2 separate regions of the Homo sapiens genome follow, and region 1 is linked to region 2. Evidence: read pairs that join two places in POLR2A ChIA-PET (ENCODE). Cell type or tissue: PC-9. All regions are shown on one strand.

Evidence for each region. ChIA-PET counts read pairs that join two places held together with the same protein. Peaks named below come from ENCODE experiments on the same cell type or tissue, not always from the same donor. Only the 100,000 strongest peaks of a DNase experiment are listed, where the experiment ranks them.
Region 1: POLR2A ChIA-PET joins it to region 2 with 6 read pairs; 2 of 35 experiments call an interaction of 5 or more read pairs at or near these places.

The regions. Positions count from the first base shown.
Region 1 is chr12:26,177,048-26,181,047 of GRCh38, forward strand. It overlaps a transcript of SSPN not described here. Among named protein-coding and RNA genes, the nearest start is that of SSPN, 17 kb to the right of the region's middle. In PC-9, no CTCF peak of the experiment used is centred here; no DNase peak of the experiment used is centred here.
Region 2 is chr12:26,089,131-26,093,130 of GRCh38, forward strand. No RefSeq gene overlaps it. Among named protein-coding and RNA genes, the nearest start is that of BHLHE41, 34 kb to the right of the region's middle. In PC-9, no CTCF peak of the experiment used is centred here; a DNase peak (open chromatin) is centred at 2,191; H3K27ac peaks cover 2,399 bases.

The DNA.
Region 1 (4,000 bases), 88 kb after region 2:
AGGTAATAACAATACGAGAAGAGAGGGAGATAGAAAGAAAAAAAGTTCAGAATACAAAATGAGCAAAGCTGAATGATTGAATGGATATAGGGTTGTGGTGAGGATCCAATGAGATGATTTAATTAAAAGGGATTTGTGAGACATAAAACACTATTTTAAGGCTACTATTATATTATTATTCCCACCTGTCTCTCAGTGAATCTCTGAGGATTACTGAATACCAGAATTTCACTTTTAAGTGTTGTGTTATTCCAGCCTAGGCTCCTGAAACCCTCGGACATGGTGCTGGTTGCTACATGGCTCTAGACACTCAGATAAATCTTGGACCCCTGGACACCTTCGTCTGCATCCCCAGTGCTTAGAGGTGTAACCTTGAACAGTCATGCTGCCCAGTGTTCAGTAAGTCAGGGTCATTCTGGGAGAGGAACTGTGAAGGTGGCGGAAGTTCCCCAGGCATCACACATGACTCAGACCCATTCTGCCCCACCCGTAGCTTCCCCTCCCATCAAGGAGCTCCTTATTTTTGCCTCCTCTTGTTGTACTTACTGTGGAGGGCCGTGGAAGCCTTTGAGGACCAGAAGTCTTGAGGCGATAGGTTCTACTCGTGAATCCTTTGAATGCAAGGAACAGAAATCCTAGAAACTGGGAACTAGAAAAATCAGCAGCTGGAGCTAGTCTGGAGATCCTAAGTGTCATATGATCTGTCTGACATCTGCATCTGACAGAGTGCTCTGATCTTCTGTGCCGGCTGGCTCTTTACACACTCATCATGCACAGGACCCTGCATGGCACCCTCCAGTTCTATATCTCTCACGTGTATCATGACTGCTCATCTCTAACGTCCACTAACGACAGCCCTAGTTGTTCATTTCCAATTCCATATATTCTCATATGAATGGTCCAAATTGTCATTTGACTAAGGCCCCCAAGTCTAAGCTCACTGACTGGCCTATGGGTCAGGTCACCTGGGTTAGGTATTCACCAGCTACCCAATTACTTGAGGCCGCAAAATACAAGGTCATGTGTTTTGATGCTCACTTAGTAGGCACTAGAGTGAGAATTCTTCAAGAAAGCAATGTGACTAGGGCAACCATAATTCACATCCCTAATAACTGAGAAGCAACAGAGTGTAGCACTGAAAAGCGTAGACTCTGAAGCCAGACCACGTTGTTCAGACTTGGCTTCACCAGGTAACCTTGGGTAAATTATTTAACTTCTCCGTGTGCTTTGGTTTCCTCATCTGTTGAATGGAGATTATAATAGTACCCATCTCATAGTGTTATTATAAGGACTAAATGTATGTGTGTGTGTGTGTGTATGTGTGTAAGCCCTTCATGTTTAGTAAAAAATATATATAAGTGCTAGTAATCATTATAGGGATGGAAATCTGAAGCACAGAATAAGGTAAATTAAGAAGGGTTGTAGATGACTGGTTGTATAATAGCTGCCTGGATAGAGGGTGAAATTCAGCTAAAGTAGAGAGGGGTGGGGAACAAAAGCAAATATGTGAACACAGTAAGAATGAATTCAGAATTCATCAGTTGAAATTTGGGGGGCAGAGATATGGGAGGGGTTAGGGACATAGGAGAGCAAAAAGGAACAGAGTGGGTCTGGCTTAGGTGCAGACACGTGCCTCAGCAGCACAGACACAAGAAGCTTGGATATGCCCTTGTGGTCACAGCATCTTCTAAATGGGTCTTCAGCAACTCTGGCCCCTGGTCTGTTCCCCCAGCAAGAGCAGCTGGTCTAGGATAAAAACCTGAAAGCTTCCTGAGGAGTTTAAAGATATATTCTCTTGAGATATGATGTTACTGTAGATATCTAGACTAGATTAATTCATTAAATCATTCACTTATAGAGTAGTCATTTGGCACTCACCATGGGCCAGTCTATGCTGGGGGGTACAGCAATAAACAGAGCTCAGCACCCCACAGCTTACAGTGTAGGAGGGAACATAATATCCCATGAAGGATGGACAATGACGGGAAGACTTGCAAAGGAGAAGCAAAGTTGAAGCCCTGGGAAAGGGCTGAAGGAGCAGAGCTGACCTAGGCTATGGGTCAATCAAGGTAGGCTTCCTGGAGGAAACTACAAAGGCTGAGTGGAGGAACACTGGGACGGGAAGAGGGGAGAAGAGCATCTCAGGCACAGAGAACTGTGTGTTCAAAGGCCTGACAGCAAGAAGGAGAGCAGTGCTTGAGGAATGAAAGGATCCTAGTGTGGCTGGACAGGAGAAGGTGAGGGCGGAGGGGCCAGCAGGGCCATGCTGAGAGGCTGGTGCTTTTATACTTTGGGCAATGAGACTGAGCTTGTCACCCGCAGACTGGATGACTGGATCTCACTCAAACTGATGGATTTGACCTCTCCTGTTTTGCTGGGGACAGGAGCCAGGCACTCTGAAGGGGGAGTAGGGGTCACGGTACCATCAGGGCAGAGGAGAATTCAAGAGCAAGGTGGGTCTGTATCAAGAGCAACTTCTTGAACTTCACAATTTTGCTTAGGGGCCTTGTATTCCTTAAACCACCACCAGGAAACCAAAGCTCTGCATGGATGTGTTTTCAGTTTTTCACAACTGCACCCCATACAGCCTCAGAAATCTCTATTTTACTGTCCCACCTTAGTTCCAAGTGCCTCCTAATAGGCCCTACAGAATGATGCCAGTGGACTACCTGAAAGTCATTAAAATGAAGCAAACACAATTTCATGTTTCTCTTAGTTTCAGGCTACCTCTTGAAGAGGCAACAGACACAACTGAGTAGTTTCTCTACAACCCTCACATATGTATACGGTGTTGCAGTATCTCTGATGATGCACATCACTTGGTAATTGAAACGCTCAAATGATAAATGATTGGCTTTTTATTTAGCTAGGCTTTTTTTTTTTTTTTTTTTTTTTTGCAGGGCCATAGTGAAATATTTACTTAGCCTGCTGTCTTTTTGTGTGAACAGGATACGGTTTGCCCTGGCTTGAGGATGTGCTCTGTGTTGTTTGCTCATGGCACTGTAGAGGACTGTTCCTCCAAGCACTTCCTTCTCTTCCACAACCCATCTTGAAACCAGAGAACCAGCAGGACTAAGGATGGAATTGAAAAAAGTTGATGAATTTATGTTTCATCTTCCATCTCTACTTCTTCTCCTGGAGGTGTGAACGAATAATGAAACTGCTAAGGAGAAAGGCAGCATGAAAGAAGGAGGCTGCACAATTGGACCTTGCAAATTCAAGATCTAGATCATTAGCTGCAAATCTGAGTTGGAGGTGCTGAATACTCATTCACACGGTCGTGCTCATAGCAGCAGCGAGATTTTTTTTCTTGTCACGATGAACAGAGTGTCCTGACACCTTGAGACATTAGGTGCTTGCAGAACATAGTGTGAGGTGACAAGGGAAGGGACTTGCCCTTCACCTCCACACCACTCCAAAAAGCCCTACCATCGTGCAAAATTACATACACAATCTCATGCCACAAAATATAAACCAACCACTACATTTAAGAAATTCGATTTCTCCCCCTTAACTGTCCCCTGTGCTTTCTGAGCACATAGCATATTTTTCCCTAATCTTAAAATTTAGCTTTAAAGTTCACTGTTAAGGAACTAAGCAGTTTTTTAGTCAAGAGATATATGCTGGTTTAAGATACACAAAAACTTGAACAGTACTTGAGATCTTTTGAGAGGAATGAGCAAGAAATCAGATATTTGCCTTTTCATCTTCTGTAGACTCATACAGCATCTTCTACATAGCTAGGGACTCAAGAATGTTGAATCTCCAAGCTAAAGCATCTATCAAATGTTATTTACATAAATAGAGCATATGGAGGGAAGCAAAAAAGTGGAGGGGTATTCAGAGAGGTGATAGCTCTGGAAAGGAAGAATAAAAAATTTCCAAGGAGGCAACAATTCCTACTGTCTGCCAGTCTGTCCAGGAGATTCACTAGACTGGCCACTCCAGTTCTCCCCAGTTCGGTTGTGCTCCAGGGAAGACAGTGTTAGAGGACAAGAAG
Region 2 (4,000 bases):
GGAGACAGTATTGCTCAAGACTGAAAGTGGATGAGGGTTGCAAAGCTGTTTGCACAGTGCTTCTGAAGCATCATGGCAGCCTGGGGAATTTCCCATGCTGAGCTTGCCTGGAGTATGTGTGTGTATGCATGCATGTGTATGTGCATTCGTTTGTGTGTGAAGGAAGGGGAGCAGAGCTGCTGGCTTAGTCAGCTACCTTTGAATGCTTCTCCCTCAACAGGGGCTGAGAACCAGACCCCTTGCCTTTGTCCCTGAATTATATTAGCTCAGGGGTTCTTATGCCATCCAAAGATAAGGACATAAGAAGAATAGGGAAAGTGCCAAAAATTAACTGATATTGTATTTAATTAAGAAAAAAATAAATATAATATTTATAATATTTAAGTTTGAGTGTTGTGGAGAGATATATGCCTGTTTCATTTAGCTTCTGGCATACCCTTTATTGCCAGAGTTGCTTCATTTCTGATAGATTTTTATTGGAAGTAGTTTCCAATAGGTTGACTTCATGTTTGTTTAAACTCCCCATTTCCTGACTCTATCAGGCACTTTAAGAGAAAGCAAATAGTAAATTAGAAAGTAGAAAGGAGTCTGGAGGCCCAGCAGTTCCAAATCATCTTTATTCCATAATAGCCATCAAACACTGGGCAAGGCACTGAGTCTCTCTGGGCCTTAGTTCCTACTTTTGTAAAATAAAGAGCTAAGGTGAGTTCATTTCTGTCTTTTCCAGCACTAGCACTCCACAATTCTCTGATATGTATTAAGGACAATGAATACAGAAAGGTTTGAAAATCACGCAGATGAAGAACAGAAATAACAAACATGGCTGCAACTTAAATTTGTCAGTCAATTCAATTTCTTCAAAGTTTTTTACTAAGCATTGTCCACAGTATGGGCAGCCAGGGAAACAGAGAACAATGAAGAGGTAACAGATGGAAGAAGGTCAATAACTCCGAACACAGCTCCCTAGTGTGGGGATCCAGTGTCCCCACTGTGTAGCTGGACTGGCCTCCTCCCCTCAGGCTTCTTTCATGGTGGCAGGGTGCTCTTGCACATCGGGCTGCCTGTTGCTCTTAAGGACTGATCCTGCATGGAGAGGCCTCTGTGTCTCCAATCGTCAGCCTGTCCTACTGGTTTTAGCTAAAAAGTCTTACCTGGGCCGGACACAGTGGCTAACTCCTGTAATCCCAGCACTGTGGGAGGCCGAGGCAGGTGGATCACGAGGTCAAGCGATCGAGATCATCATTTTTGTACAAAAATTCAAAAATTAGCCAGGCGTGGTGGCAGGCACCTGTAGTCCCAGCTACTCAGGAGGCTGAGGCAGGAGAATCACTTGAACCCAGGAGGTGGAGGTTGCAGTGAGCTGAGATTGCACCACTGCACTCCAGCCTGGCGACAGAGCAAGACTCTGTCTTAAAAAAAAAAAAAAAAAAAAAAAGTCTTACCTAACAACCTCCCTTCCCTTCCCACCAGATTAGGTTCACCTATTAAATGCTAATAGCATTCTTTGCTTTCTGTCACACAGTTATGTAATTATACAGTGATTTTTCTGGTTATTTGATACCTATCTGTAAGCAGCACAAGGGCAGGGACCATGTTTGTTTTGTTCACTGCTCAATTCCTAGAACCTATTACAGGCCCTGGCATATAATATGCCTTCAGAAAATTTGAATTCAATGAAAAGGCGAATGTATGAGTCCCATCTTGCATATAAGAAGACAAAAACTCTTTGCCCAAGTCAAATTACTCACAAGTGAGACAACAGGAACACGAATCTGTTCTCACTGGCTCCGCAGCCTATCCATTCTCCATTCCTGGTGGCCTCCTCTTCTGTCTCCTAGACTTCGGTCTCCTGGCAACAGCACTGGTGCTAGGGGAGGCTGAGAGGGAGAAGCAGGAATAGAGACAAGGACACACTGATGTGACCTGGTCCCTTCTAACATGTCCTTCCTCTGTTTGTTCGCCAGTGCTTAGTATACGCTTCATGAGTATGCACTCGGATCTACTTGGAAGAAGACTGCCTATTTGCAGAAGGTCTTAACATACGGCTCCATGGCCTTTTCCCATTTGGGGAATGAGGTATTGAAGCTTTCAGAACTATGACTTCTCACCTGTCATCTACTTTCATGCATACCATGGATTCCAGCGCATGAACACTCATGCTGGAGATATGTGGTATGTGTATTTCTCCAGTGGACTCAATTCAGAATCACTTCTCATTCCTAAGGCAGCAATTCCATCTCTGTCCCAGATACTTGGGCTACGTAACCTGTGGCCAGCCTTTGATCCGCCCATGTGAAGCTGCAGGTCCATTTCCAAAGCCCAGGTGTCCTTTGCCTCCATTTCCTCTCTCTTGCCTGGAGCTACATTCCTCAACACGCACACTCCATCTGCTGCATCTGCTTACCTCCATCTCTCTTCCATGGCCACAGCTCCTTCTTATTTAATTTTTTTTCAAAAATCCATAAAGCATAATATCTCTCATTTAAGATAAACAGAATAAACACATTTTTTTGTCCAAACAAAAATTAGCTTAGCTGCCTTTCTTCACCTTACAATGTCATCAAAGCAAATTCTCAAAGACTGAGTGGCTCAAAGTACTTCGTAATGATTCTTTTCCTGATTTGTTCTGTTCATCATAACTCAGAGAAAATGCATTCCCAATAGTGTTTCCTCAACCTCCATTTACCATTTATTTAGAAAAAGCTCAACATTCTCTAAACCAGCTTGCAGTGCAGAGACTGTAGAAAGAGCTGGAAAGTTTGCCCGTGTGGAGAAAATCATTCCTTCTGCTCAAACTGCTATGGCATTCTCCAGTTTTCTAACAGAGCAGGATTAAAGAGGGTCTCTCCCAGGATTACACACTGCACCGCAGTGTGGGCTCTCCTCAGCGCCTGGTCATCCTATGCCCTCTGCAGGAGGACTCCGATTTGGCTCTACTGTATCGAGAGCTACCTGAAGTTATGCTCTTTCAATCTTTACAAAATCAGAACCTGATCTTGCGACACTGTTAATATTAGCTGTCATTAGCCCCAAAATTCCCATCTGTTTAAAGTTTAGGATTTGTTTTCATGCCACTAACTATCACTAAAAAAAAGTCTCTCTCTACTAAGAAACTCTGGTGCTTGGGAGACTGTCAAATTTGGGGGGGAAGTTCTGATAGGAATATTAATATTCTGATTTTAATTTACTTTAAGAAAAATTATTGGTATACATAATTAGTTACCTTCTTGTTTTTCTTTTGTTCTAGATCTTCATCCCAAGTCTGTATGTTTATTTGATCCCCCGTATTGAAAAGAAAACATTTGGAGCAGGCTAGATGAAAGCATAGAAAGAGCTGTGAGGAAAATAAACCAGATTGTAGGCCTAATTTTCTGCTACTTATTGTAGCTACTTACTGCAGCAGAAATTAGGCTACAACCTGGTTTATTTTCCCCACAGCTCTTTCTATGTTTTCAGCTAGCCTGCTCATGACATGATTTTTCAAGGCCACACAATAAGTAGCAGAAAATTAGCATGATCTGTAAAATAAAGAGGCTGGCCATGATGATACCTAAAATTTCTTCCAGTTCTGAATAGTATCACTTCATGCTTACTCCTAGGTCACCCCTCCCGGTTAGTATTTACTGCCTTTTTTTTTTTTTAATGTGTATTTTCTTTTTCTTTTTTTCTGAAACAGGCCCAGAAGATACACTGCTTTTTTTTTTTTTTTTTTTTTTTTTGAAGGAGTCTTACACGTCAGGGGTATTTCCTACCATGTCTTTTGTGGTTTTTGATGGTCACATGGATGGCTCTGTTGTATTTGCTTTATTCTCCTACACAGAGATCAATGCTTTTACATAGAGATCGCTCATGAAAGACAATGACATAGTTATTATGGTTCTATTTTTAAATTTCAGAAAAGGAGTTTTTTCACTGTCCCCTTCCCAAATTATTTATAACTTATATAAACAGTGTTTTCACTCTGTAGATTTTTTTTTTCAAATTCAGCATTAGTCTCTTA